Linked DNA regions of Homo sapiens: region 1 is linked to region 2. A link is a loop called in an ENCODE intact Hi-C map of the cell type or tissue named here. Cell type or tissue: PC-3. All regions are shown on one strand. Links, peaks and the distances in the headings refer to the core of each region. The heading gives the core; the rest is flanking DNA. Region 1 has its middle 41 kb from the start of LINC02889. Region 2 overlaps LINC02889 (long intergenic non-protein coding RNA 2889).

Evidence for each region. Peaks named below come from ENCODE experiments on the same cell type or tissue, not always from the same donor. Only the 100,000 strongest peaks of a DNase experiment are listed, where the experiment ranks them.
Region 1: a loop joins it to region 2, with 7 times the contacts of the local background. A loop is called at or near these places in 4 of 110 quality-filtered maps.

Annotation. Positions count from the first base shown.
Region 1 is chr7:17,592,497-17,608,293 of GRCh38, forward strand. No RefSeq gene overlaps it. Among named protein-coding and RNA genes, the nearest start is that of LINC02889, 41 kb to the left of the region's middle. RefSeq lists an enhancer at 6,362-6,863. In PC-3, for the core only: no CTCF peak of the experiment used is centred there; DNase peaks (open chromatin) are centred at 6,485, 7,385 and 7,975; H3K4me3 peaks cover 886 bases; H3K27ac peaks cover 3,566 bases.
Region 2 is chr7:17,525,935-17,541,731 of GRCh38, forward strand. The region is part of intron 1 of LINC02889 (long intergenic non-protein coding RNA 2889); the gene reads right to left. Among named protein-coding and RNA genes, the nearest start is that of LINC02889, 25 kb to the right of the region's middle. In PC-3, for the core only: a CTCF peak has its summit at 5,258 (motif pointing left); a DNase peak (open chromatin) is centred at 7,257; H3K27ac peaks cover 2,037 bases.

The sequences.
Region 1 (15,797 bases), core at 3,120-11,119, 66 kb after region 2:
GAGGTATAAAAGGATCATAAAATAAAGGCTATGCCTAGACAAATTATGATATTTTCTTACCAATGTAAGAGTATAATTCATTAAATCAATCCAATTCTGTGCATCAGAAAGAGAGGGGGACAGAGAACAGAAGAGACAATGCAGGAGGAGGAGTGGAAGGAGGGGGAGGAGGAGGAAGTTTGACTATGGTTGTGTTTTGGTTGGCTTTGCCCATTGGATTGCAAAGTAACTCAGAAGTTAAGCAGGATAAATAATAATATTAGCTAATGTTTAAGAAGAAAGGGGGAAGATCTGGTAAATGAGGACAGAAGCAAGGTAAACTATAAGTGATATAACAACAAAGAAAGTGTCATCATACATAGAAAGATCAAGGACAGAACAGACTATAAAGTTGCATGTTATCATTACTATTTTTTTAAAGTGTTATGGGAACAAGAATTGAACGACAGTATCATGAATAGCATTGTAGATTAGATCAATGATTGTTTTTCTTAAAATTGACTCTAATACCAATGTATTTCCTTGTTAAGGTATGCTGGCTGAAGGGTACTGGTGTTTGTCCTAGAAGGTGCTCTGAGAGATTCTCTGTTCTTAGTTCTTATTAGAACTAATACGTTCTATGATCATGTCCTGCAGGGCCTAGCGGTGCCAGGAGGCTGTGCGGCACATTATTGTTGCTTCATGTTGAGCAAATCTACACAGGTGTGGGTTAATCCAGTTTGTCAGGTGTTGCTAATGTGATCGGTGAATCTGACTGATGTGAATTCATTCCAAAAGCCTGGCAGAATTTTGGAGAAAGAGCTAAGTTGCACATCGATATTTTTAAACCATTTTGTTTAAAATGCAGGAGAGACTGGTTGCAGTGGCTCATGTCTATAATCCCTGCATTTTGGGAGGCCGAGGTGGGAGGATGGATTAAGCCCAGGAGTTTGAGACCAGACTGGGAGACATCGTGAGATTCTGTCTCTACCAAAAATACAAAAATTAGCTTGGCATGGTGGCACAGCTGTAGTCTCAGCTACTCGGGAGGCTGAGGTAAGAGGATCGCTTGAGCCCAGGAGTTCGAGGCTCCAGTGAGCAATGTTTGCACCACTGCACTCCAGCCTGAGTGACAAAGCAAGAACCTGTCTCAATCAATCGATCGATCAATTAATCAATAAAATGTAGGGGATACAACGTCTTAAGTCATTTGAAACTTCCAAGTCACATGTATATAGTCAATGGTGTGGTCAGCTTAGATACGAATATTGGTATTAGGAAGAATATGTAGCAAAGACATGGAAAGAACAAAATAAAAGGACTCACAAGGAAATCCTGCTACACTCTAATCACTGGAGTCACATAAGATGTTGCTGACAATGGAACAACATTAGGAAAATAACATGCAGAATGTGAACAATTAAGCAAATGTCAAGTGCAGAGGGCCAACCCCTATAAAGAATAAATAATTGGTGAAGCATTTATTTCTTTAGTACCCAAGGGGAAAATAAATAGAAATGGAAGAAATAGAACTTGCTCAAAAGTGGTTTGGCAGTCTGAAGAGCAGCTGGATTTAATTTAGCTTTCCCAAGAAAAGAGAGGGATTTGGAGTTAACCCAACTTGACTGTTCAGATTAACTCAGCTTTTATACATTCATTCATTCATTCATCAACAAACCTCCACCAAGTGGCCACCACACACCAGGCAGACAATGTGCTAGGCTTTAGGGAAGCCTGTCCCCATGCCTCCCCTCGGCTCCTCTCTGCCTCTTCCCCATCCTTTCATTTTGACACACTAACTCTTCCCTGAGGAGAAAGTATGCAGCCACATTCCACACTATTCAATTGTTAGACCACCTAGGATAATCTGAATAAACATAACCTATAACCTAAAAAAGTTCAATTTTTAATGCATCAGTTGGAATCAAGTTCTATTTCTTAGTTAATCAAAAAGTAAGTCTCAAGAGATTACTTCTACTTTTGACCTAGTCCTGGAGAAGGCTCTAAGATACTAAAAGGGAGTTAAAGAAGCCCAGTGCCTGCCATTGAAAGGCTTCCTGTCTACAGTTTAAGCAACCAGAGAATACAAGATCATTTAAAATGAAGAGGCAAAAAAAAAGATAGCCTAGAAGATAAAATATTAGAGGCTGGGTATGGTGGCTCATGCCTATAATTTCAATCCTTTGGAAGGCCAAGGTGAGATGCCAGGAATTAAAGAACAGCCTGGGAAACATAGCAAGATGCTGTCTCTAAAAAAAATATCCAGGCATGGTGTTCAGTGCCTGTAGTCTTAGCTACTTAGGAGGCTGAGGCAGGAGGATCTCTTGGGCCCTGGAATTCGAGGTTGCAGTGACCTATGATCACACCACTGGACTCCAGCCTGGGCAACAGAGTGAGAACCTGTTTCAAAAATAAAATAAAATAAATATTAGAGAGAGGAAACACAAAATACATACATCTTTGCCTATCTTTCCTAGCTAGTTTGACATTGCAAGAACTAAAAGAGAAAGTAGCAGGCACATGTGGGTTATCAATGCCATTCGTCAAAAGTAATAATTGGCAGTTAGTATCTACTCTTCTTTGTGTAATGTCTTCCAGGATGTTGGGCACATATGAATCAGGTGTCTTCTTTCCATTCAGTGGTGTTGAGACATCTATGCATCTGGCTATTTCAGATAAGGACTGTGAGTGTGGAGTCTTGATAAATTTACAGCATTCTGGCCTTTTCAAAAGAAAGTGAGTTTTATTCCAGCAGATTCAGGGTATAAAGAGAGCTGCCGCCTATGCCCCTGCCATAGACCCTAGATAGCTGCCTTCCCCCACCCATAGTGATGCCTTTAAGTTTGAGCATACACCCACATAATCAAAAAGTATAAACAAAGAATCAAGTCTGGTGAGGAGACCCCAGCCTGACTCAAAGGCTTAAGTAGCAGCCAGTGGATTCCTGATGCTTCAGACAGGAGGAAAAAAAAAAAAAAAGATCTATGGTATATCTATCTCTTGTGCCAAGCTAGATTCAGAATCTCGAAGAAACAAAAAAGTCCTTATTTCATGTAAAAGTACACCTAACCTAGCCAACCCTTAACTAGGATTTGACAACTCCTATTATGATAGAGCCTCAAATAAAAAATTATACTGTCATCTGAAAGCATGCACAATTAGAGCCAGATATTGAAGATATAGTTACAGTTTATCTCAAAGGGATTAATTTAAAATACCAGGGAAAGGTCTGATTGCTATGTTTGGGGTGCCCTGACCCCAAGACCTACTATGAAATCAAAATGACTCACCTAATTCTCAGATGAGAATCACATTGCGAGTAGAGAAATTCCAGACTCAGTGCTCTGAAGACAAAAATCTTAAAAGCATGACTATTAAGAGTTGGAAGAACATTAGAGTTTCTACTGTATCTACCATAATCTTCTATTTAATGTATCAATTCTCACTACAACATTCTAGAAAAATGGTCCTCAAGTTTATTTGAACGAGGAAATGATTATCTTCCAACACAATGTTTACGTGAAGAGAAATCACTGGGTGCCTAAAATGATGTGTATTGCTTGATGTCTTTTCCTCATCCTAATGATAAATAATCATTTTTTCGTACCTACGTGTAGAAGAATAACCTATGCCCCTATATGCCAAGAATTTTGATGCCTTCTTACCCTGCCTTTTCCCAGATTATATGAGCCAGTAAATCCGTCATGTGCCTAGCCTATCCATTCACACTAGATAAGGAAGAGATTTATAGAGAAAAAAAAGAATATCACAAGTGTCAAATTAGTATCCACTTTCCAGTTCCAAAGTAACTAAAGATTCCGTCTATGTTAAGTTAGAACCATTCATATTGATTGTGTGTTGCCTTACATACATATTGTTCTTCTTCATCTTTACATCCACAGAGAAGAGTCATAAAATGATACAGTTAAACAACTGGAAAATTCCTTAGTTGTCATCTACTTTGGCCATGCAGAAGAAAATAGAGAGATTTAAAAGAGAAATCCTGGGTAAAATATTTTACAAGGAAGAAATAGAAAGAAAAGGTGATTACATCAGATAAAACTGGACCTACTTATAGAAATGTGAGCCAAGGCCGGGCACGGTGGCTCATGCTTGTAATCCCAGCACTTTGGGAGGCCGAGGTGGGCAGATCATGAGGTCAGGAGATCGAGACCATCCTGGCTAACATGGTGAAACCCCGTCTCTACTAAAAATACAAAAAATTAGCCAGGCGTGGTGGTGGGTGCCTGTAGTCCCAGCTACTCGGGAGGCTGAGGCAGGAGAATGGCGTGAACCCAGGAGGTGGAGCTTGCAGTGAGCCAAGATCACACCACTGAACTGCAGCCTGGGCGACTGCAGCCTGAGCGACAGAGCAAGACTCCATCTCAAAAAAGAAAGAAAAGAAAGAAAGAAAGAAAGAAAGAAAGAAAGAAGAAATGTGAGCCTAGAGAACTGGGAAGTTCCACATTTGCAAATCAGCCACCCAAATTAAAGGGCACAATTAAGACCAACAGAGCTAACAATCAAATACCAAGTAATATGCCAAGTACTTCACAGGTATGAACTCATTTAGTCTTTAAAATAACCTTATAAGATAGGTTCCAAAATTATTTCATTTTACAGATAAAAAATGTGGCTTTGAGAAATATGACTTCAAAATCTACACTCTTAAATTCTGTCATGTCTACCCATAGATACTGTGGTACAGCACTAAATTCAGTTCTGAGATCCTGATGTCAAAAAAAAAATGCAGAAAACAATGATTATGTTAGCATTTTGATTTTCCAACAAATTAAATGGGACCTTCAAAAGAGAAAAATTTTGAGACCAAGATTCAGAAAGAATAAATCATGCCTGGCCTTATGTTACAAATAGTGGATGTATTAACAGGCAGAAAAGAGTTTTCAACATTTTTTTCATAATCTGTTTCTTGTATAATCCTCCAATTAAAGCTGAGGACACAGTGGTGACCTGGAACCCAGCGGGTTTTCCACAAGTGAAGAAGGCACAGAGGCAGAAGAATAAATAGGTCCTCCAGCAGAGGGTCCTTTGTTTGCAAAAGAAATTTTCCTCATCTGGCTCAGTTTAACTTAGGAAGCAAGCCTAACAGGAGAGAACAGAGATCATGAAACTGATTAAAGCTTCTCTTGTGCTGCTTCATGTTCAGGATGAGATAAATGAGATAAATGAGAATAAAATCTGCAATAAAACAACCCGTTGAGGTAGCAATATACCAATTAAACTAAAACTCTTCTCTTGAATTGGGTTCAGCTGCATCTGTGGTAATTCTTATTCTCCTTTCTTCCCTGCGCCACTGCAGGGCACAGAGTTCCCCCTGCACCATGTCCACACACTGCTTTTCTGCATTCTGCTTATGTTGCTATAATCCAGATAGTTATTCATTCACAAATATTTATTGAGTCTCCATTACATGGGGTCCCCAAAGCTAATGGAAGAGTTAGCCTTCAACAACTACCTACATCTGCTCATACCATCCCCTCTTCTCGTTACTATGAAAAAATGTTCTATCAAAGCCCAATCACCCAAGTTTGTATTCTGAATTTTTTTGTCCTCCTGTTTCTCAGAAACCTTCCTCATCCACTATCTCATCTCTGTCATGATCGTCAAGCTTTTCTTTTCTATAGGATCATGCCCTATAACATACAAACATCACTTTCATAAAATTCCTGTCTTTACCATCATCTTCTTAAAGTTACCCATCTAAGTGTCAACTCCCAGCTCCACCCAAGCTTTTTAAAGAGGTATCTACACATCCTTTCTTTGCTTTTTTATCATACAGTCTTTAATCTAAATTACTCTTGATCATGGTTATTTCCCAAAGATGGCCCAAAACAATTATGCTGGTTCTTGTATAAGCAGACTGCTCCTCAATTCAAACAGTAAAGTTTATTACCTCTGCCCTTGACTCGGGTCTGAACCTGTGACTATTTTGGTCAATAAAATACATTGGAAGGGCTGCTATATACCTTGACCTGGCAGCTTCTGCTTTTCTTGGAGTGCTCCAGGAAGCAGCACTCTATCTCAGAAACTAGCCACCATGCTCTGAGAACCCACGCTACATGGAGTGACCATGCATAGGTGCTCACCCATCTCAGGGCCTATGTGTCATCTATTTACTCTTCCAAAGAGACTCGTCTGTTTTCCTGCTCTACATCTCAGTAGTTCCACTCATCCTTCAAATCTGAAATTAAATATTATTTTGTAAGAGATGGCTTGATTTGAAATACTCCAACTCAAATCAAGTACCAGTATTGTAATTTGTCATCAAACATTATATTTCTAATCCATAGTATTTATCAAAATTTGTAATGGATATTGTATTTGTATTTTATATCTGTCTCCCCTAACAAACATAATCTTCATGTTTATGTTGTTCACCATCATGATAGGCAGCTTTTCACATGGCTCCCAGTGATCCACAAATCCTGGTATTCATACTCTTGTATCATACTCTCCATTTGAGCATGGGCTGGACCTAGTGACTCACCTGAAATAAATATGTCAAAAGTGATGGAATATCATTTCCATAATTAGGTTGTAAAAGACTGTGAGTTGTGTCTTGCTAGCTGACTCTATTAGCTTCTCAAGTTGCATGCTTTGACAAAGCAAGCTGCCAAGTTGAAAGGATGCAAATGGCAAATAATTGAGGGCAATCACTGCCCAACAGCCATCAACAAAGTAAATCCTGCCAACAATTATGTATGTGAGTTTGGAGGCAGATTTTTCCTCAGTTAAGCCCAGTGGACCCCTTAATTTTAACCTGTGAAATAGTGGTCCCAAGTAAGCCATGCTCAGATTTATGGCCCATGGATACTATGAGATAGTAAAGAAGTGATGTTTTAAGCCACTAAGTTTTAGGGTAATTTGGTAGGCAGCAATATAATCATTGTGTCTCCAATACAAAAAAAAAATAAATTTTATTGTCATGTTTAGAGCTATTCTAAGCACTTCATATGTATTTATTCATTTAATCATGACAACAACCTCAGGAGATAAACACAATTATTTTCCTATTTACATATGAGGAAAGTGAAGCAGAAAGGTTAACTGCCAAAGTTCACTCAGCTAAGTAAGGATTAGAGTGAGTGCTCAGATTAGATATTTTAATACATAATCATTAATTCATTCATTTAGCAAATGAACGAATAAATGAATAACCCTATTGCTCTGAAAAGCAAGAGAATAAATATTTCAGGGACTACTAAAACACTTTTAGCACTTAAAAAAATTCAGTGAAATTAATCAATGCCCATGTAATGGACTCTCAGTGTGTGTTAGTACTTTGTGGCCCTGTTGTTGGCATAAAATAGCTGCTCCCTTAATCCAATATGCACTGTAAATATTACGTGTACTTTATGCTATCTACAGGTCGGTTTAGGAAATCACGCAGAAGAATCTGGTCATTAGCCAGGATGTATGGCACGAGATTTATGGCTGAGACAGGTGAATCTGACCATTTTATTCGACATAAATTACCAGCTTCAGCTGTAAGCAAACCACTTATCTATGTTGAATAGCTAATGGACAGTTTATAGGATATCTTCTTGTTTCCCATTCTGTGCTGTGCTATGTAATGCCAGCACCTTCACACCAGCAAGTTGGATCATGTGGTTCATATCGGATGACTTCCTTGCTATGATTTAGGTGTGGTTTCCAAATAATATAGTTCCAGAATATGGCTTGACTCCAAAGACTGAGACCAGCCTGATCACACATCTTTACCATATCCCTTATTAGAAGCAAAAATGAACCCTCAACAGTGATCATTTCAAAAGTTTGATTTGAATAAAAGAGAAATGGGTGGGACTAAATTCTTCAACACTAATCCTATTTTACCTCCCGGGATTCTGTGGGTGTTTGGGCAGTAATGTAATAACAAATATGCTGATATGTGTCTGAAAAGAATGTTACATGACCATGAGTCATTATGCCCATTGCTTCAAGGCTGTTTAGGTAGCTGGCAGGAAGTAGTATGTGTCTCCAGAGCATAAAATTGGCCGCAAAGTAGGTAGGGCCTATGAAAATACTGATGTAATGTAAACATTGTATTTCTAAACTATTTACAAGGTCATCCCTACCCTACATGAGAGGTCAGCTCTACCACTAAGAGGTCCCACATGGACTTCTACAATATTCTTTGGGTTTTGGCACTTTTGCAGCACAGCTCACTTCTGAAGTGTGTGGGAAAGGCCGAATAAAGTCATCAAAAGAACCCTTGATTTAGAGTTCATCTGTGGGATTTTCATTCAAGTCAGTTCACTTGGCTATAGTTTACTCAAAAATGAAAATAATCTTAGACCACCTTTTTTTTTAGGATTAGCCTCCTTTCCACAGCTTGATAGAATTCCCAGTGATGATAAACTATCTCTTTCTGATATCTCTCAGGGGCAATTTCACTCTGAGAGACAACATTAGCATATCACCCCATGGTCACCTAAACTTGCCCAGAGATTTTTCAATATCTACACCTCTCTTCTAATTTACATCCTAGTAACTTCAAACTGTGTGGAAAATAAAAAGTAGCATCTCCTCTCCAAAAGTTTGGGGACCGCTACCCTTAATAAGAAAGCATATAGGGAAGGAATGGCAATCACTTATGTATAAATCAGTTAACCTGATTATCCACCTTCTACAACACTCCTAAGACAATGTGTTTATTCTTACTTATAGTGAGACTGCTTTAAATTAAGAAAGGGGCCCTGCAGTAGCAGTTAATATTTATTAAACATTAATTTAATCCTCACAATAACCTGGAAGTAACGGATTTTACAAATGGGGGTTCTCAAATACAAAGAAGTAACTTTCCGAAGATCACGTGGCTCACATTGATAGAGTGATTGAACCACCTTAAACCAGAGACTTAGCCACACCTGAATCTAACTCAAGGAAACATCTCATTCTTCAGCATGACAGGCCAGGTCAGGATTGAGAGGCTAAAGTTTAAATCAGGTCCTCAGCTTCCTTTCTTAGCATGTTTTTCCCACCTCAGCCATCCAGTCCTTTCCCACACTCCAATAAGTCTGTTTTCCAGAAAACACAAGTTACCAGTCAGGATATGTTAAGATAAATCATTGCTTTGCCTCCCCTGAGGATATTTGCATTTAAAACACCTTGCTCTATTTTTCAACCTAAAAGTTTCTCAGCAAGTTGCCATTAAAGAAATTTTAGACATCTATCAGCAAATGTGGAGGAAAGAATGGGCCAGAAATGTGTAATTAAGGCAGAATTTTCCTTCATGCTTCAGAAAGCACACCACATGGAGCTACCAATCCGCTCATAATTTCTTGTCCAGAGATTCCTACCTTGCTGCTAAATGAGGAATAGAAATTGCATCCAAGTCTGTTAAAGTCAGCTTTCGTCCTTTGGGGTTTTTTCCCCAAGTTGGTGGATGGGGGGCTTTTAGCATTCCTCAGCCACTTGGAAATAGAAAGACAGTGCACACATATCAACTTTGTGAACTTTAATTCAGGAAGGAAAAAGGAAATCTACCAGAAACATGAAGGACACTACCTCCTGAGGAGGAGAATATAGGCAAATGGCCCCTATATAGGTACAGCTGATAAAATTGACTGAAGCCCTAGTATGTGAGAGAGGCAGAGAGCCTCCCTCTATGACTCACCTTTCCCCTAAGGATCTGAGCAACCCAGGCCAGGGAGAGCATTTTGTTTCTCCTAAGCTCTGGAGCTAAAATGGGGAGAAGCTTGGACATACTGTGAGAGAAAGACATTGGGAAAAGCTGTAGACATTTTCCCAGGCCAGAACCAAGAGGAGAATGTCATTTTTATTCTGAGTGCATACAAAATCAGCCATTCTTCGGTAACACAGCATCATGGCTGCACAGGCATTTTACTCTTGGGCCAGAGATTGCAGCACCTGCTCTGAAGCAGGGTAGGGGCCTCCACAGCTAGGACTGTGGAAAGTACCTCAGGAGTAGATCCTGGAATTGTGCTCTCCCCCATCACAGGTGTGGAGTGGGAGGAGAGCTGCTACCACTGCAGTTTTTTGGGGTGATGAGATTTGCAGCCAGGGCCACCTTGGTAACCTGAAACTGGTCTGAGTGTGCCATTGCTGTGTGCACCAGCCTGCTCCACTGAGATCATGGTGAAGCAGGGCCCTCTCCACTCTACTCCCAGGCAGATCTCCAGGCATTTAGACCATTTCCTCACCTGGATCAGCAGCCTGAGATGGCCTAACATTGGGGCCCTCTCCACTCCACGCGCAGGCACAACTCCAGGCATTCAGAGCACTTCCTCACCTGGGCCAGCAGCCTAAGTTGCCCAACCTTTCCTGCACAGAGATCCTGGTCCAGGAGGGCCGTCTCCACTCCATGACCAGGCAGATATCTAGGCATTTGGAGTGCCTATTCACCTGGAGCAGTGGCCTGACCCACCCCACCCTTCCTGTGTAGAAATTCTGTTATAGGGAGACCTTCTGTGCTTCAAACCCAGGCAGATCTGAAGGCATTCAGAGCACCTGCTTGCCTGGTTCAGAAGCCTGAGCTGCCCCACCTGCCTGCACAAAGATCTTGGTGTAGGTGGTGGTGGAGGGCTTTCTTCTCTATGCCCAGGCAGATCTTGAGGCATCTGGAGCACTCACTCTCCTGGATTAGTTGAGGCTGCCTGCTTCTCTATGCAGAGAACTTGGGAATGAGGAGATTTCCCAACGCTACACCTACACACACCTCTGGGCACTTAGTCACCACCCACTGGATTCTTCCTCAGAGCTGGTGCTTGTGCCTGCCATTGGGGGACCCATAGATGGATACGCCTGGTCTGGCTCTGACCATCTTGGCCCCCTTTCTCCTGCAGCTGAGCAGAGAGCTCAAACCACTGTGTACTCCATGAATCAACCCATTTCCTGAGGCAACAGAGAGTTTCTTCCAGTAAACAAGGATCAAGTATATACCCAGCATGTTGGCCACAATCTGGCTGTTAGAAGCATGATATCCTGGCTTATAGGTTGAACTGCACAGCCCAACATAAATCCTGCTAACAAAAGTACATAGGATATAGAAACAAAGCCAAAAGACTCTACACAGCATTTTCTACAGTTACACCCTCTATGGAGGAGGAGAAAGGGAAAGGGAAATAAAAAAAAATTACAGGGAAGGAAAAAGAGAAGAATCCTACCTGCATGAAATAATTATAAAAATTAGAAGTTCCAGTATCTCCAGATAAGAAGGAACTAGTGCAAGAATTCTGATACCATGAGAAATCTGAATATACTTATGCCACCAAAGAATCACACTAGCTCTCCAGAAATGGTCACTAACCAAAATGAAAACTCAGAAATGACAGATAAAGAATTCAAAGCATGGATTACAAGGAAGAGTAATGAGATCCAAGACAAGGTTGAAAATCAACACAAAGAAACTTCTAAAGCAATCCAGGAAATGAATGAAGAGATAAACATTTTTAAAAGAATCAATCTGAGCTCTGGGATTGAAAAACTCACTTTCAACCAGGTATTGCGATACACACGTATAGTCCCAGTTATTTTGGAGGCTGAGGCAGGAGGATCACTTGAGTCCAGGAGTTCAAGGCTGCATTGAGCTATGATTGTGCCACTGAACTCCAGCCTGGGAGGCAGAGTGAGACCCCATCTCTAAAACAAAAAGAAGAGAAAAGAAGGGAAAAGAAAAGAAAATCTTACTTAAGGAATTTTAAAATACAATTGAAAGCTTTATCAATAAACTGGACAAAGCAGAAGAAAGAATTTCAGAGCATGAAGATCAGTCTTTCAAGCTGACAGATAAAAATAAAGAAAAAAGAATTTTAAGAAAAGAACTGTTAGAGAAATACAGGATTATGTAAACCAACCAAACCTATGACTTATTGACATTCCTGAGAGGGAAAGAGAAAAAGTAAACAACTTCAAAAACATAGTTTAGGGAATAATTCAAGAAAGTTTCCTTCATCTTAGTAGAGAGGTAGACATTCAGATACAAGAAATGCAAAGAAAACCTTCTAGATATTATACAAAATAAACAGCACCAAGGCATATAGTCATCAGACTGTCCAAGATCAATGTTAAAGAAAAAAATCCTAAAGGCAACTAGGAAAAAAAAGGTCAGATCATGTACAGGGGAACCCCATTAGGCTAACAGCAGACTTCTCAGCAGAAACCTCACTATCCAGAGGAGATTTGGGGGCCTATTTTCAGCATTCGTAATGACTAGAAATTCCAACCAAGAATTTCATATCCTACCAAACTAAACTTTATAAGTGAAGGAGAAATAAAATCATTTCCAGACAACTATGCACTAAGAGAATGTATTACCACTAGACTGGCCTTACAAGAGATCCTTAAGGGAGTTCTAAACATGGAAATGAAAGAACAATACCTGTGACCACAAAACACACTTAAGTACATAGACCACATACCCTATTAGGCAACTACACAATAGAAACTACAAAGCAACCAGCTAACAACTTCACAGTAAGATCAAAACCTAACAAATCAATATTAAACTTGAATGTAGGTGGTTTAAGTACACCACTTAAAAGGCACAGAGTGGCAAGTTGGGCTAAAAGAAATAAGACCCATCCATCTGCTGTCTTCAAGAAACCAATCTCACGCATAATGGCACCCATAGGATCAAAGTAAAGGGTTGGAGAAAGATCTACCACACAAATGGAAAACAAAAAAGAGCAGGGGTGACCATTCATATATTAAATAAAATAGACTTTAAATCAACATCAGTAAAAAAAAGGATGGGGGGAGAAAAAGAAAGGCATTACATAATGATAAAAGGTTTTAATCAACAGGAAGACCTAACTATCCTAAATATACCTGCACCCAACATTGGAGCATACAGATTCATAAAATAAGTACTTCTGGACCCATGAAAAGACTGAGACGGCCACAAAATAATAATTAAGGACTTCAACATTTCACTGACAGCATTGGACAGATCATTGAGGCAGAAAACTACCAAAAAATTCTAAATTTAAATTGAACACTTGACGAATTGACACTAATATATATCTACAGAATACTTTGTTCAACCACAGACTATACAATCTCCTCATCTCCACATAGAACATACTCCAAGATTGACCACATGCTTGCCCGTAAAGCCAGTCTCAATGAATTTGAGAGAAAGGAAATTATACCAGCAATCTCTCAGACAACAGTGGAATAAAGATAGAAGTCAATATCTTTATTGATCCCTAAAAAACCATAAAATCCCTAAATCCCATAAAATCCATAAAATCCTAAAAAACATAAAACCCTAAAAGGGATTTAAAGATCCCTAAAAAACCATACAATTTCATGGAAATTAAACAACCTGTTCCTGAATGACTTCTGAGTAAACAACAAAATTAAGGCAGAAATAAAAAAATTATTTGAAATAAGTGAAAATAGAGATACAACATACCAAAGTCTCTATGATGCAGCAAAAGCAGTGTTATGAGAAAATTTTATAGTGCTAAATGCTTACCTCGAAAGCTAAATCTCAAATTAACAATCTAACATCACACCTAGAGGAACTAGAAAAACAAAAACATACTAACCCCAAACTGGCAGAAGAAAAAAAAATAACTAAAATCAGAGCAGAACTGTACAGAATTGAGACCCAAAAAAATCATACAAAAATTCAACAAAACCAAAAGGTGGTTCTTCCAAAGGATAAACAAGATTGATAGACCACAGGCTAAATTAACAAAGAAAAGAGAAAAGATCCAAACAAGCACAATCAGAAACAACAAAAGTGAAATTACCATCAATCCCACAAAAATACAAAAAATCCTCAAAAACTATTATGAAAACCCCTATGCACACAAACTAGAAAATCTAGAGGAAATGGATAAATAACTGGAAACACACAAGCTCTCAAGACTGAATCAGGAAGAAAGCGAAACTCACAACAGACCAATATCAAGTTCTGAAATGTAATCAGTAAGAAAAAAATCTACCAGCCAAAAAAATTTCCAGACCAGATGGATTCACATCAAAATTCTATCAGATGTACAATGAAGAAATGGTATCAATTGTACTGAAAGTATTAAAAAAAATGGGATGAAGGACTTCTCCCTAATTCATTCTACAAAGTCAGTATCAGCCTGATACCAAAACCTGGCAAAGACACAGTGAAAAAAGAAAATTACAGGGCCATATCCCTGATGAACATAGATGCAAAAATTCTCAACAAAATACTAGCAAACTGAATCCAACAGTATATCAAAAAGTTAATTCACCATGATCAAATAGGCTTCATTCCCAGAATGCAAAGGTAGTTCGACATATGCAAATCAATAAAGGTGATTCACCACATAAACAGAATTACAAACAAAAACCATATGATCATCTCAACAGATATGGAAAAAGCTTTCAATAAAATTCAACATCCCTTCATGATAAAAACCCTCAACAAACTAGGCATTGAAGGAACATACCTCAAAATAATAAGAGCATCTATGACAAACCAACATCAGACTGAACAGGCAAAATTTGGAAGCATTTGTCTTGAGAACTGGAACAAGACAAAGAAGCCCACTCCCACTATTCCTATTCAACATAGTACTTGGAGTGCTAGCCAGAGCAATCGGGGAAAAGGAAAGAAATAAGAGGCATCCAAATAGGAAAAGAAGAAATCAAACGCTCTCTCTTCTGGAAAATATGAGTCTATATTTAGAAAACCTTAAAGACTCTGTCAAAAGGCTTCTGGAACTGATAAACTACTTCAGTAAAGTTTCAGGATACAAAATCAATGTACACTGTACGTCAGTAGCATTTCTATGCACCAATAATGTGCAAGCTGAGAGCCAAATCAAGAATTCAATCCCATTTATAATACTCGCAAAAAATTAAAATACCTAGGAATACACCTAACCAAGGAAGTGAAAGAGCTCCATGAGGAGAACTACAAAACACTGCTGAAAGGAATCATAGATTACACAAACAAATGGAAAAACATTCCATGCTTCTGGATTGGAAGAATCAATATTAAAATGGACATACTACCTAAAGAGATCTACAGATTCAATACTATTCCATTAAACTACCAATGTCACTTTGCACAGAACTATTAAAAACTATTTGAAAATTCATATAGAGGGCCGGGCGTGGTGACTCACGCCTGTAATCCCAGCACTTTGGGAGGCCGAGGCGGGCGGATCATGAGGTCAGGAGATCGAGACCATCCTGGCTAACACGGTGAAACCCCATCTCTACTAAAAAAAATACAAAAAATTAGCCAGGCATGGTGGCAGGTGCCTGTAGTCCCAGCTACTCAGGGGGCTGAGGCAGGAGGATGGCGTGAACCCAGGAGGTGGAGCTTGCAGTGAGCCGAGATCGCGCCACTGCACTCCAGCCTGGGTGACGGAGCAAGACTACATCTCAAAAAAAAAAAAGAAAAGAAAAAAAAATTCATGTAGAACCAAAAAAGAGCTTGAGTAACCAAAACAATCCTAAGCAAAACAATCCTAAGCAAAAAGAACAAAGTCAAAGGCTTCACAACTTCAAACTATACTATAAGGCTATAGTAACATGGTACTGGTGCAAAAGCAGACTCTCAGAGCAATGGAATAGAATAGAGAACCCAGAAAGAAAGCTGCAAACCTACAGTCATCTGATCTTTTACAAAGTTGACAAAAATAAGCAATGAGGAAAGGATGCCCTATTCAATAAATGATGTTGGGATAGTTGGCTATCCATATACAAAAGAATGAAACTGGATTTCTGTTTTTCACCATATTCAAAAATTACCTCGTTAGATTAAAGACTTTTTAATGTAAGACCTCAAATTATAAGAATCCTAGCAGAAAACCTAAGAAACATCATTCTGGACATTG
Region 2 (15,797 bases), core at 3,830-11,829:
TCAATTATCAGTTTCATTATCTTCACAAATAGACAGCCCCCTGCCCAAACCTCCACAGGTACACAGTGACACCCAATTTCATTTAGGTACAGTCATGTGACTGTTAGTCAATGAGATGTACACAGAAATGGGGTGAGCAAATCTCCACAAAGCAAGCGCTGTGTGCTTTGCCTCCACTTTTCTTGCTGGGTAGAATGCAGACAATACTGACAAGGATCATACCCTTGGGCAGCAGAGGAAAATAGCTGGATGGAACCTGGGACTTTGTGAATTAATGGAAATTCTTTATTAAAATTCTGACTATTGAAGTTCTTTTTAGAATAGAACAAACTGTTTTTAAGCCATTCTTAATTTTGTATTTTTGCTGTCACATGCTTTCAGATAGTAATTTCTAGTTAATACTGTCTCTTAACTATCAAAAGTGTTCAGTTCTAATATTCAGTCTTCACTACTCCTAGAAAAATCACATACAATCAGAACGAACTTTACTTCCTGTAACTTTGCAGTCTCATTTCTTGTCCTTGTCATTAGTTCTTTCTCTCCTTTCCCTGAAACCTTAGACACTAACTCTGATACCACCTTGCGGGTCTCATCTTGATTATGCCTTACGGTAATTTGGGCTTAGCTTTCCAGATCTCGTATATAATTGATGTGTGCGCTGGGATTTGTTTTCAATAGAACTGGGTTATTTTTCTGTATATTTCCCCCATTTTTTTTCTTGGTTTTTACCTTTGTTTTACTGGAGCAAATCTTCAGGTAACCTCCTTACAGAAGTACATAAGAGAAAGTTTCTGAAAGTCTGAAAATAGCTATATTTTACCATCACACTTGATTGCCAAGTGACTAAGCCTAGAATTTTTCTCAGAGCTTCAAATGCATTGTTTCATTGCTTCTCAGATCTTGTATTGTTGGTGAGATGTCTGATGTCAATCTGGTTCATTTTAACATTATGAATCATAAATATGGTTGTGTTCACTACATCCTAATTATAAAGTTTTAAAAAAATTTCTTGTGTTCTGAAATTTCAGATATAAATTTTTTCAGCATCCTGGGAACCCAATGGGCCTAAAGAATTCTGGTGCTTTAGTATTAAAAACTTTTCTTGTATATTTCCATTGCTAACTTCCTCCCACTCCAATTCCCTCTCTTATTTCCCAGAATATTAGGTCAATGTCAAGCTTCTGGGATTGAACCTCTATGTTTATCTTTTTAAAATTTTTTTCTTTTGTCTTTTTTCTCTTGTTCTGATTTTCTTAGTTTCATCTTCGTAACTGTCTGAATTTTTGCAATTGCATCTTCAAGACAAAATATCTTATTTTGTTCTCCATTGTTCTTTTGTACTTTTCTAGTCTTATTTTTCGATGCAATATCCTCTCAAATTTTCAAGCTAATTGCATAACTAGGTTCTTTTAACATTCTCCTTTTTCTGAATTATCTGTTTCTTCTAAAGTAAATGTTCTTGTTTTAGTTATTTTGTGCTGCTGGTTTTATTTATGTTTTTTGTTATCTTTGGCTGTCTTCTTATGAAGAAGAATAGTGGACTGGGTTGATTTTCTAGGATATAAATTATGAGTCCCCTCTGCTGTTATCTTTTATTTCATGGTGAGGTCTTTCAAACAAATATGGGTGGACCTTGTCTACTGGCAGGCTTCATATTGGCGAGGGCAATAAAGGAAAATGAATTTAGGCTGAAGAGGGGACAGAGCCTCCAAATGCAGAGATGAGGGCTTTATTCCCGGAAGACCTAATTTTATATCTGTAGTTCTTGATGTCTTTGGAGAAGAGGCTTTAGATTTATTTTGTTGTTACTCTTTCATCTTTTCTTTTTAAGTGTTAGGCTGCCTAGAAATGCATGAGCTCCACCCGTACTTTTTAATGAGTTTTGATGCAACTATGTAAAAATTGTTATTTTTTGGCTTCTGGAGGGAACAATGTTTAGACACCTTTTAAGTGCACTTAAAAACATTAAGAAGTAAAAATAAACATTTCAAAGAGCTGAACATAAATGTCATCACAGATACTGCCACTAATTTACTGATTATTGATCACAGGAATCCATCCTGAGCCAGAGGAACAGCAGCACATGGTAAAACACAAACAGTCCAAGGTGTACAAAAAAGCCTTCAGAACATCCACCTGCAGACTGAACACCACATGTTATAGTTAGGAGCATATTTGGGGCTTTGCTAGTTACAAAACTCCATTGGGTTTTCATAAATACACTTTATACTCAAAGCCACTGGAGTCAACCATATAATGACAAGATTGTCTGGAACTGAATGTAATTTATTCATATTGTTTGCAAGGGGAAAGTATTGTACTTAAAATAATTATACTTGTAGTTTTAAAGGTGTTTTTGGGTATCACTATATTTCACTCAGAAAGAGTAAAAGCAGAAACAGAAAAATTTTAAATTGGTTTCCTGTATAATATCTATGCATATACACACAAAACTCTGCAAATGTGTTATTTTTACTTTTCTTTTTATTTTTTGAGACAGGGTCTCTTTCTCTCACCCAGGCTGGAATGTGGTGGTGTGATCACTGCTCACTGCAGCCTCAACCTCCTGGGCTCAGGCAATCCTCCCATCTCAACCTCCCAAGTAGCTGAGACCACAAGTGTGTGCCACCACACCCAGCTAATTTTTGTATTTTTTTCGTAGAGACAGAGTTTTGCCACATTGCCCAGGCTAGTCTCGAACTCCTAGGCTCAAGTGATCTGCCCACCTCAGCCTTGCAAAATACTGGGATTACAGGTGTGGACCACTGTGCCTGGCCAAATGTGTTATTTTTAATATAAATCCACTGTTTATTTTAGGATTCCTCACCCCCTGAATTTAATGTGATTCATTTACCTTAGGCAATGACTTATTTGTATTCACTGACAGGCTGCACAGTGGAAAAAGGTCTTCAGAGTGACTAACAAAAGACCACATCCATCTGTCTACCCCAGTATAATACATGTCTCCTAGACATTTTTCTCTATCCCTACAAGTAAGACAGAGGTACAATCCTATGACTACCCTTTCACTCTTTAATTGATCAAATGAGAAACTTTCTCTTCATGGAAGCATTAATGAAGGAAATTCAAACTGAATTCATCATGTCCAACAAACAATCCATCTTTTTAAATTGAGATATAATTCACATACCATAAAATTTGCCCCTTTGAAGGACACAACTCAGTAGTTTTTAAGTATATTCACAACGCTGTGCAATCATCACCATTATCTAATTCCAGAATGTTTTCATCACCCCCAAAAGTCACTCCCATATCTATTAGCAGTCACCTCCTAATCTCCTTTCCCACTCCCCAGACCGCCCCATCCCTGTCAGCCATCTCTGTCTCTATTGACTTGCCTAGTCTGGAAAGTTCATCTCAATAGAATCATATAATATGTGGTCTTTTTTGATCAGCTTTTTATTTCGCTTAGTGTAATGTTTTCAAGGTCCATCCATGTTGTGGCAAGTATCAGCACCACATTCCTTTTTATTGTCATATAATATTTCCTTATATGGATATACTACCTTTTATTTATCCATTCATTTGTTGATGGATACTTGGGTTTTTTCCATCTTTTGGTTACTATGAATGATGTTGCTTTAAACATTTGTGCGCAAGTTTTTGTGTGGACATATGTTTTTTTTAATTTCCCTTGGGTATATGCCACCTAGGAGTTAAATTGCTGGGCCATGTGGTAATTCTATCTTTAACTTTAAGAAAAATTTTTAAAGCACATTTAAAACTTTTTACTGTATATACTGAGTGGAATAATTTTTTGAGCAACATTACCAAAGAGAAAAAAATGTTCCAAACATAAATAAGTCTCATTATGACAGAACTTTGTAAAAGATGCTGTTTACTTTGTTTTTTTTTTTCAATCTGGACAACAGAATTATGACTGTACTATGTATCTATAGGTAATAATACCAGAAAGGCATAGGGCTTTATAAGGAAAAAAGTCAGTAGAAAATGCTTAAATGCTTACTTAGAATCTGAAGATATTACTTTGAAATACCTAAGATTACTCTTAGTATTTGCATATGCTTATTTATCACAAAGTATATACAATGAAGTCTTACAGTCAACTTTCAATTCTTCCTCACACAATATGTAGTACTTATTCTAGAATAACTACAAGTATAGTCTGTCCTTGTCTGAATTTTTTTTTTCTTCTAGGTTCTGCTGATAATTCTCAGTATTTTATGTCTTTCTTGTCCTGAGCCATGTTTCACTGACAAATAACATTTCCAGAGACTTTATTCTCTGTGTCTTTCAATTGCTTAGATTTCACTTTAAATACCAGAAGTTTCTAGAGAGGATTCTTTTTCTCATTAGGCCTACAAAATTCTTGCTAACATAAGAAAGGCTGTTCACACTCTGTTAACATGGCGCTGGAGCTGTGTAAATTCCTTTTTGTTGAGCATTCTTCTTTCAGTGGGTCTCAGTCTTGGCCATTCTGTGATGAAATGCTGTTTTAGCCTCTTGGTGAGAAGACTGACGTACAGAATGTGAGCCCAGCTGGAAACATCCTTCACAGTACTGAAATACAAGTGCCAAGTCCAAGTACTTTCTGGGTAACATCACCTACCCTCCCTGGCTGTGAAAGCTCAGAGATAAGAGTTTCTAGCTGATCATTTTGCAGTGGATTTTCCTTCCTTAAAAGGAAGGATTTTTTTTCTAAAGAAAAAATCTTTTCTGATTTTTTTCTAAAGAATCAAAATTTATAGTTTAAAAAAAAAAAGTACAGAGGAAAAAAATTTAAATACTTTTGGAATTGAATGTTTCCCAATCATTTTTTTAAATGTTGTCTTCACTTTTTTTCTTCTTTAACTACCAATGCCCATGTAATTTTTTTTCTTTCATGAGGCATCAGTATTCCTTGCCTAAAGACAGTGTGTCTAATGAGTGACTAGAATCAGGTAAAGAAGAAACTTCTCCTGTCTTGAAGGAGGCGTGTCTGTTGGGGAGGAGAAAGGAGTTTTCCTTGCTTGCTATACACTGAAGACTGTTCCCTTGCCAAGTATACTTTCATCGTCTTAGATAAATCGTAATTGCAAAATCGAAGGAGAATTTGCAGACTTTACTGTGAATGACCTTGTTGCTGCTATTCTGTGGTGTCAATGTAACAACATAGACAGACTTTACAAAATATCATTTTTTACTTTACTTTTTTACCCCTGTAGGCTTTACAAAATATCATTTTTTTACTCTACTTTTTTGCCCCCGTTATCAAACCAAGGGTAAAGGAGTCATTTACTTTGGTGACACCTACAGGCACATTCAGATAAAAACATTCTCAACCCTCCTTTGTAACCAAAACACTCTCATTGGTCCAGTCAGGAACCCCTGTGTGGATTCTGAATGGTAGTTAGTGGACATCATCTCAGATTCATTTGAGTCTTAAAATACATCAGTTTGTCTCCAAAAGTCATCTTCAAATGTTGAGAAATTTTCATTTGGCTATTTGGGTTTGATGCTGAACTACAACAATGTAAATGTCTTCAGCTGGCCTATGCCTCATTCCACCAGCATAAATGTTGCCTTTTACAGGCCATGACTGGATGAGCAGAAACTGCTGAAGTCTCTCTCACCAAAATCTCTCTCACACACGCCCCCCTGCTACCATCATACTTCCTGGGCTATAGAAGCTGAACCTGTTCCAAGATGTAACAATTAGATAAAATGATGAACTCCTCAAAAGTGGCCCGGATTCCCAGTGTTGGAAGACTATAGAAGACCACTGGGATTGAGTAACCTTGAAAGAAGTTCACTCAGACAAGCTGTTCGCACATCTGAGTGATCCCAGTGCAAGTCAAACTGTGGGGTGGCAGGTATAACAACAACAGGCAAAAAGAGCAGAAGGAAATGGGTTCACCAGAAAGTGCAACTCCTGCAGCAAGGAAATGACCAGGAAACCCACGATAGTGCCCTATTAAAGAAAGAGCCTGCCATGACAGAGAGCCCATGACAGCCAAGTAAGCTCTACAAACAGTACCAGCTAAGTACATGAGACTCTTTTTGCCTTCTAGGTCTTAATAGGTCTTAATCCTCTGTCCCATCTAGCCCTGGAAGATCCAGAGGCACATCACCACCATGACATCTTTCATGTCAGAAGGATATGGAACAAGAAAGAGAGGAGAGACTCACCACACCTCTTGCCCAACCTTCTAGGTCAGGCCCAAAAGAAAGGGAAAAGCTTTAAACTTGATATCACAAGTTTAGTTTAGACCAGACTGCGCTTTTAATACCTGAAAAAAATGAAACTGAAAGTGACCATAAAATATCATGAGGAAAAAGGAAGGAATATCTAACAGAGAGGTTTGCAAAAGTGGTAGGAGAAAAATGAAGCTATTTTCTAATTTTATACTGCGGAGTCTAGCCCATTAGGTTGTTGATCCAGTTGGGATTTTACTTTCTAATATCTTTTTAGTGAACAAAGCAGGTAATATTAGGCATTGCTCAAGTGAAAAATATATTGCGGGGGGGAGGATTTTTTTGTCCATGTTCAAAATTCAGGAAAATATCATAAAGGGTATATCTATATTAAAGTCTATTTACCTTGCTTATTTATAGTTGCAAATTTACATAAACCCCATTTAAAATTTTCTTCCACATCATGTAGAATTTTGCCTCTGTTCAATGAGGACGGCAAACTGCAGGGACGTCTTCTATGGACTCTTATTTTGCCCCCTTCAACCTGACTTTTGATCCTCCAACTTCTCCTTGCTCAGAAGCGAGGTTTTCAATGTTTGACCCAGTAAAATTTAGTATCAGTAGTCTGAAGCATCTGCTTCTGTGAAGGCTAATTTATCTTTGCTGAAGACCTCATGAGTTTCTTATCCCTGACCCTCATGAGGAAGTTCCCATGGTCAGAACGCACTACTGTGTCTCCAAATGGCTTTCCTAGGAGACTGTCTTGCTTGCTGATTTACACTGATCAGACATGAGGATTCTGAAACTTCACAAATATTTATCAAAAGGATTTACAGATGCTTAGTTTTTATAGCTGCTTGTTGATGCAACTGCCACATCAGCTGCCTAAAAAATAAAATGGGTTACTCATCAGACAGGGACATAAATGATGAAACACAAAAGGCCCACTAATAAATTATACAACCTCCTGTGGACCATGGCACAATGAAGGCAAGGATCCAAGAAAAGGTTTCTTGAATTGTTTTTTGTCCCTGGCAGGGTGAATTAGGTTGTTCAGGTAAGAGTCATGAATACAAGAATAGGGAGGGAGTGCTTTCAAGAACTGATTTATTGATAGGAAGGACCAGGAAGTGGTGATATTTGTTGCACAAATATCTCCTTCCTTGTTCTTTGCCATACACAAGGACTGACCACACTCCTGAGTCACCCAATAGCTACTGCTTTCTTGTTCGCCTGTCTCCCATCTTTCCAGCTTCTTCCACTATGACTCAGGCAACCCTCCAGATTCAAAGACACAGTGGATGGGGTAGAGCGATTTTTGTGTGTCCTTTTCTCTCTCCTGCATCCCTCTGAGCACATCATTGCCTTACATATCACCACCACAAGACAGGAAAGCCAGGGCCCATCCAGTGCCCACTGAAGGTGGCTGAATATACCTGGAGCACAATTCTGGCCTGGCTGGAAGGTGAAGAGTTAACAACAGGAATAAGCAAATCTGTCCATTCCTGAGCATGTCCTTCTCCCATCCTCCCACTCTGTCCTTTACTCCATCCCAACGGTCTTCTTAAAAGGCACCTCTAGGGAAAAATCACTACCAACATCTCTAAACCAACTAAACTCATCAAGAGGGTCATCCTCACACATATTACTGTCTAAGCAACTATCGTGCCTTGGGTAACATGAGCTTAAAGGGAGCTGCAATACAGCATCTTAGGGGTATAATCATTAAAAGAAAAAAATATGTTGTATTACTTCATTTTCTGTTGCTTAGCATATGAAAAACTGGGTAATTTATACAGAAAATGAATTTATTTCTTAGTTATTCCTTACCTGAAAAATCCAAGGTCAAGGGGCCATATCTGGTGAGAACCTTCTTGCTGGTGGGCATTTTCTGAGGAATCCCAAGGCCACACAGGGCATCGCATGGTGAGGGGGCCGAGTGTGCTATCTCAGGGCTCTTTTTCTCTTGTGAAGCCACCAGTTCCATTCCCATGATAACCCATTAAAACCCACTACCCATTAATCCACTAATCCATTCAGGAGGGCCAAGACCTCATGATCCAATTACCTCCCAAAGACCTCATCTCTCAGTTGGAGGTGAGGTAATCACCACTATATTGGAGATTAAATTTCAGCATGAGTTTTGGAAGGGAAACTATTCAAACCATAAAAGGTGTTTATTGGAAAAAGCAGAATTATTAAATCAAAAATAAAATTTGAGAGTAAGCATATAAAATGTTCTCATACAGCAGATACTAGAAACAAAAACAAGAGGAAAATCATTAAGAAAAACAGGTGACGATGTTATTATGAAAAACCAAAGATTGAACAAAATAATAGATTGCCTATCATGTTACATACAGCTGAAGAACTGGAAGATTAAGTAGAAGAAGCTCGCCTTGTCAAAGGTGGCTACAGTGTATTCCCCAAAGTATTGCTTAATCCATCTGAAATAATTTTCTTTTCATTGCAATCCAATGCAATCTCTTCTTTCCAGGAAATCACTTATTTATTCTTGTTATTCAAATCACAGTCAAACTACCTTCACCTCCAATTCACATTATTGAACTGGAAATATAATATACCAGGACCTAGCATCCGCATTCAGACAGAATATTACCTCACAGATTTTAGATTTTGGGTAGGTTGATGGTGGGTGCCTGACTACATTTGTGTAAATAGTGTCAATCCTGGTGATTGTCTCTAATCCAAGATGGTTTTGTCTCCAAAGCTAGCAACATTTTCATTTCTAGGAATTGAAATCACCACTGGTCAACACTCTATCTTTCCCACAAGCCACCCCCCGCCCACACACCTCAGAAAATGGCAGACACATTGCTAAATGAATAAAATATAAGTCCCTTTTCATCTGATACTGTTATATAGAATGAGATTTGACATGTTTAAGGAAACATCTTTGCTAGTGTTAAAGGCTCATTCCTCAAAAATGAAACACAATGGACAGTTTTAAGAGTTTGAAATATTCATTTTTTAAAATATCAGGCACATAAATCAATTTGAACATGTTTGAATTTATATACTCTTTTGGTTTGGAGGGAAATAATTTGTACCAGGACTATGTCCAAGTCCTACATATAGCCTCAATACTGGTTTGAAATGCCTTAACAGGCAGGGTCTCACAACCTCAGCCCCACCACCCAGGTACTGCAGGTGTTGTCACGAGTAGCTGTTGGAATTACAAAAATATTTTTCCGGAAACTACAGAATGTCAAGTTATGCCTTTGAAATTGTGGCATCAGATACAATACATAGCAGGAATTCTCAAATAAAAAATGTCGTATTCATTTCATTCACAGAAGTTTATTAAACACTTCCATGGGCCAGGCACATTTTATATAGGAAACATGCCCATAGTCATTAAAATAATTTATTTGGAAGAAAGATTTTAAAGGAGGAAAATCTCATACTTCAGTTGTTTTAAAATCACAAATATGACAGCACTGGCTTTCAATGCAGTTAATTTTAGTCCCTAATTCACAGATAATGATGGCACCTTAAACATGGAAATGTTTTTCTCCAGAAGAAACTCTGAAATGGACTGGAAAAGTACTGAAATACGTATCTTGTGTAAGCAATTAATAGGAAATGTTGCAAATCAGGATCAGATTTGTGCTGTCCTTTTGCTTTTTACAGTAAAATATAATTTATAATCCATGTATAAAATGCTGCTTTTGCTATGCATGGACAAGTGGATAGAAGAAACTACTCAGTCATGTGATGCTTCTACCAATAAGGCTTTTACAATATGTACATTCTATATCTCAATGATTGATACAATTTTGGAAAGAGAAGAGAGAAAATAAGGATTTAATTAGTCTGTGGGTTGAGTAACATCCAAGGATTAATACCTCTGCTTGAAGAAAGGGATAATTTTCTGATGACATCATTCATTACAACATGCAGGGTATAAAGAGAGGACACTTCAGTCATTAGCCATGCCCTATGAAATGCAGAGACAACTGCTTGCCTCATTTGCTCATCATCAAGTTTTGGCCTTTAAAGATGTTCAAAACTGACTACTTAAGGCATTTAAAATTAAACACTTAGCCTCGACCCCCCTCAGTTGGCTTAAAATCTTAAACTTCTTCTATCTGGCAACTAAAAATATTAAATAAGAAATGTGGCTGGGCATGGTGGCTCAATCCTGTAATCTCAGCACCTTGGGAGGCTGAGGTGGGCAGATCACGAGGTCAAGAGATTGAAACCATCCTGGCCAATGTGGTAAAACCCCATCTCTACTAAAAATATAAAAATAATTAGCTGGGCATGGTGGCACACACCGGTAGTCCCAGCTACTCGGGAGGCTGAGGCAGGAGAATCGCTTGAACCTGGGAAGCGGAGGTTGCAATGAGCCAAGATTGTGCCACTGCTCTCTAGCCTGGCAACAGAGTGAGACTTGGTAAAAAATAAAATAAAATAAATAAAATAAAAAAAAAAAGAAAGAAAGATAGACAGACAGACCAGTTTTTAAAAGGAAAAATGTGGAGACAAATTTAAACCAACTTAACATAATAAACACAACCTAAAGAAATGAAAAGAAACTGAAAGAACAAAAATGAATAAAAATTAAACATATAACAGATATAATAGAGATAATCAAATGCCCAAAGGCTGATTTTTAAAGAATAGAAAATTTTTTAAAATCACATCATCATCTCAATAGATGCAGAAAAAGCATGTGACAAAATCAAGCATTCCTTTAAGATTCAGACCCTCAGCAAAATTGGCATAGAAAAGACATACCTTAAGGTGATAAAAGCCATCTATGACAAACCCACAGCCAACATTACACTGAACATAGAAAAGTTGAAAGCATTCCCCCTGAGAACTGGAACAAGACAAGGATGCCCACTGTCACCACTTCTATTCAACACTGTACTAGAAGTCCTGGCCAGAGCACCCAGACAAGAGAAATAAATAAAGGGCACCCATACTGGTAAAGAAGAAGTCAAACTGTTGCTTTGCTGATGGTATGATCATATACTTAGAAAACCCTAAAATCTCATTCCAAAAGCTCCTATAACTGGTAAATAAATTCAGCAAAGTTTCAGGATGCCAAATTAATGTACGCAAATTGGTAGCTCTGCTATACACAAACAGCGACCAGGCTGAGAATCAAATCAATAACTCAATCCCCTTTAACAATATCTATAAAACATATAAAATACTTAGGAATATACCTAACCAAGGAGGTGAAAGAGTTCTACAAGGAAAACTACAAAACACAGCTGAAAGAAATCATAAGATAACAAAAGCAAATGGAAACACATCCCATGCTCATGGATGGGTAGAATCAATATTGTGAAAATGACCTTACTGCCAAAAGCAATCTACAAATTCAACGCAATTCCCATCAAAATGCCACCATCATTCTTCACAGAACTAGAAAAAAAAATTCTAAAATTCACAGGGAACCAAAAAGAAGCCCAAAGAGTCAAAGTAAGACTAAGCAAAAAGAACAAATCTGGAGGCATCACGTTATCCGACTGCAAACTGTACTATAAGGCTATAGTCACCAAAACAGCATGATACTGTTGTAAAAATAGGCACATAGACCAATGGAACAGAATAGAGAACACAGAAATAATGCCAAATCCTTACAAGGATTTGGCCTTTAAAGATGTTCAAAACTGGCTATTTAAGGCATTTAAAATTAAACACTTAGCCTCGACCCCCCTCAGTTGGCTTAAAATCTTAAACTTCTTCTATCTGGCAACTAAAAATATTAACTAAGAAATGTGGCTGGGTGAGGAGGATCACGCCTGTAATCCCAGCAGGTTGGGAGTAGGGGACTAACTGATCTTCGACAAAGCAAACAAAAACAAAGTGGGGAAATGACACCCTTTTCAACACATGGTGCTGGGATAACTGGCAAGCCACATGTAGTAGAATAAAACTGGATCCTCGTCTCTCACCTTAGACCAAAATCAACTCAAGATGGATCAAAGACTTAAAACTAAGACCTGAAACCATAAAGATTCTAGAAGAAAAAATCATTCTAGATATTGGCTTGGGCAAACCCTTCATGACCAAGAACCCAAAAGCAAATGCAGCAAAAACAAAGATAAATAGATGGGACTTAATTAAACTAAAAAGCTTCTACATAGCCAAGGAAATAATCAGCAGAGTAAACAGACAACCCATGGAGTGGGAGAAAATATTCCCAAACTATGCATACAACAAAGGACTAATAGCCAGAATCTACAAAGAATTCAAACAAATTAGCAAGAAAAAAAACAAGCAATCTCATCAAAAAGTGGGCCAAGAACATGAATAGACAATTCTCAAAAGAAGATATACAAATGGCCAATAAGCATATAGAAAAATGCTCAATATCACTAAGTACTAGGGAAATGCAAATCAAAAGCACAAGGAGGTACTACCTCACTCCTGCAAGAATGGCCATAATTTAAAAATCAAAAACTAATAGATGCTGGTGGGGATGTAGTGAAAGGGGAACATTTTTACACTGTAGGTGGGAATGTAAACTTGTACAATCACTATGAGAAACAGTGTGATTTAAGATTCCTTAAAGATCTAAAAGTAGATATACCATTTGATGCAGGAATCTCACTACTAGGTATCTTCTCAGAGGAAAAGTCACTATACAAAAAAGATACTTGCACACATGTTTATAGCAGCACAATTTGCAATTGCAAAAATATGGAACCAGCCCAAATGCCCATCAACGATGAGTGGATAAAGAAAATGTGGTATATATACACCATGGAATACCACTCAGCCATAAAACGGCATGAAATAATGACATTCACAGCAAGCTGGATGAAATTGGAGACTATTATTTTAGCTTAAGTAATTCAGAAATGGAAAACCAAACATCGTATGTTCTCACTCATAATTAGGAGCTAAGCTATGAGGATGCAAAGGCATAAGAATGATACCATGAACTTTGGGGGACTCGGTGGGGAAAGGGTGGGAGGAGAGGGAAGGATAAAAGACTACACATTGTGTAGAGTGTACAGTGCTTGGGTGACAAGTGGACCAAAATCTCAGAAATCACCACTAAAGAACTTACCCATGTAACCAAACACCACCTGTTCCCCAAAGACTTACCAAAATACAAAAAGATGGCCAGGCACGGTGGCTCACGTCTGTAATCTCAGCACTTTGGGAGGCTGAGGTGGGTGGATCACATGAGGTCAGGAGTTGAAGACAAGCCTGACCAACATGGTGAAACCCCATCTCTACCAAAAATATGAAAAATTAGCTGGGCATGGTGGTGGGCGCCTGTAGTCCCAGCTACTCAGGAGGCCTAGGCAGCAGAATTGCTTGAACCTGGGAGGTGGAGCTTGCAGTGAGCCGAGATCATACCACTGTACTCCAGCCTGGGCGACACAGCGAGACTCTATCTTAAAAAAAAAAAAAAAAGACTAAAAATAAATAAATAAATAAATAAATAATAAAGTTAATGAGGCTGAGAAACCAGAAAAAAAAAAGACAGACTCCAGTAAGATTGAACAAGACGACCAGAGGAAATTCACAAACATTGGAAATGAAACGAGGGACACAGTGGCAAAGATTGAAAGGGTAGTCTGAACAACTTTCTATCACTAAATTTGAAAACTTAGCTAAAATGAATAAATTCTTTAATAATTTAACAAAATCAATTCAAGGAGAAATGCAAAAAGACACTGAAACACACAAGTTAATAAAATGGATCAGTTTATAATAATTCTACAAAAAAACACAAAGACTAAATGACATGACACGCAAGGTCTACCAATCATTTTAAGGTCCATATAATATTAACCCTAGAAACATTAATCGAGAAAGTAGAAGAGCAAGGAATATTTCACAACTTATTTTCTGAATCTAGTAGTAAAAACTTGATCCTAAAACCTGAGAAGGTTTCTAAGTGAAAGGAAAATTACAGTCAAATTCATTCTGAATAGAGATGCACCAAAATGGAATTCTAGCAAACCAAATCTAGTAATAAATACAAAAGGCAAAACATGTTGACTAATTTGGTTTTATCTCAAGAATGGAAAGTTAGTATAATAAAATCAATGATTCAACACATTAACAGGTTATGGGAGAGAAATTACACAATCATTTCAACAGGTACAGAAAAAGTATTAGATGAAATTTAGTACCTATTCATGATTTTTCAAGAAATTCCTGGAAAACTCAGAATAGAAAGGAACCTAATAAAATATTTCTACAGAAGCCTGTGGTAAACATGGTACTTGATGGGAAAATGTGAAAGCATTTCCTTCATAAGAGAATAAACAAGACCAGCATGCCTGCTATTATTCCATAAAAAGCTAACAATTGTACAGTACTGATGCTATGCCAAACAGGGCTCTAAGTGCTTTGCATTTAGGCAATGGATAGAGAATGTGGTGGGGTTCAAGACTCTGACTTAACTTTCTCAGAAATGCAACTAGCAACTAATTTTCTGGTGACTTATGGATACTACTAGCATCTCTAGAAGAGCTGCTTCAAGCGAACACTACCACCCTCCCAAGAATCTCTGCAGTGTAAAGTGAATCTTGTTGTTTATTGTGCGAGATTAGGCAATGCAATATTTCTGATGAAAATTTGAACTCTTTGGAATTAGACTGGCTTCATTTTCTGAAAACAGCAATAGTGATCTACTTTACAGCAGAACACAGAGAAAATCTGTCTGTGTGTGGTCAGTACTTTCTGGTCCTTTAAGGAAAAACAACATACAACACTAAAATGTTGTACCTCCCACTTTACAGTATTTTAAAAAGGATCTCAGAAAAGATCATATGTAAACACAACTGGTTAAATTTAAGATGGTCAAAGGATTGGATATTCTGAATTTTTTTTTTTTTTTTTTTTTTTTTTTTACTGTATCCCACTGCCTGCCTAGCCCCAGAAATACAAGGAACTCAGAAAAGAAAGGGAGGGAAGAAGGAAGGAAAGACTGATTCGATAAGCTAAGGAAAAGTAAAGCAACAACTATTCCTCTTCAATTTTATTTAACCTTTTATAATACTTGATATTTCAGATGCTGGGAAATGTGTCATATTCAGTTTGATTCAATAAATGTGTGTTAAGCACCTACGATTAGGCACCGTGGTAGGCACTGGGTATAGAGATGAAGAAGGCATGAGATATTCCCTGGAGAGATGTGAGGTTAATGGAAATTGGAAGCATGTGTATTTCCCTCCAGGCAACTAAAAAGGTGCTTTGCAGACATCTGAACACAGATCAAGAGACACTTTCAAAAATATGAACACTGCATGTAAAAAGTTGAATACCAAAATGAATTTTCTGTCAGCATCAATACAACAAACCTATTCCTGGCTTATGAAGAGAAAGAAAAAGGATCAGACTCTAATACAAAATAATTTGAAGAATAATTAAAAATATGACTGATTTGAAGAAGAACAGCCTTATCTACATTCACCTGGTCATTTGGGGGGAAGAAATATATGTATATATAATGTACTATTACAGGAGACTGCCTTTTCTAAAAAGTTGGTTGTTTTGTTGTCAATGTCGTTTGAGTTCAGCTGCACATATTGGATTGGTGACATGACCCTGAGCATAGCAATTCAGGCTCTGACCAAACAGAGCTGTCATGACCAAAATGATAATCAATTACCAAGGACATAGTGAAGAGATGT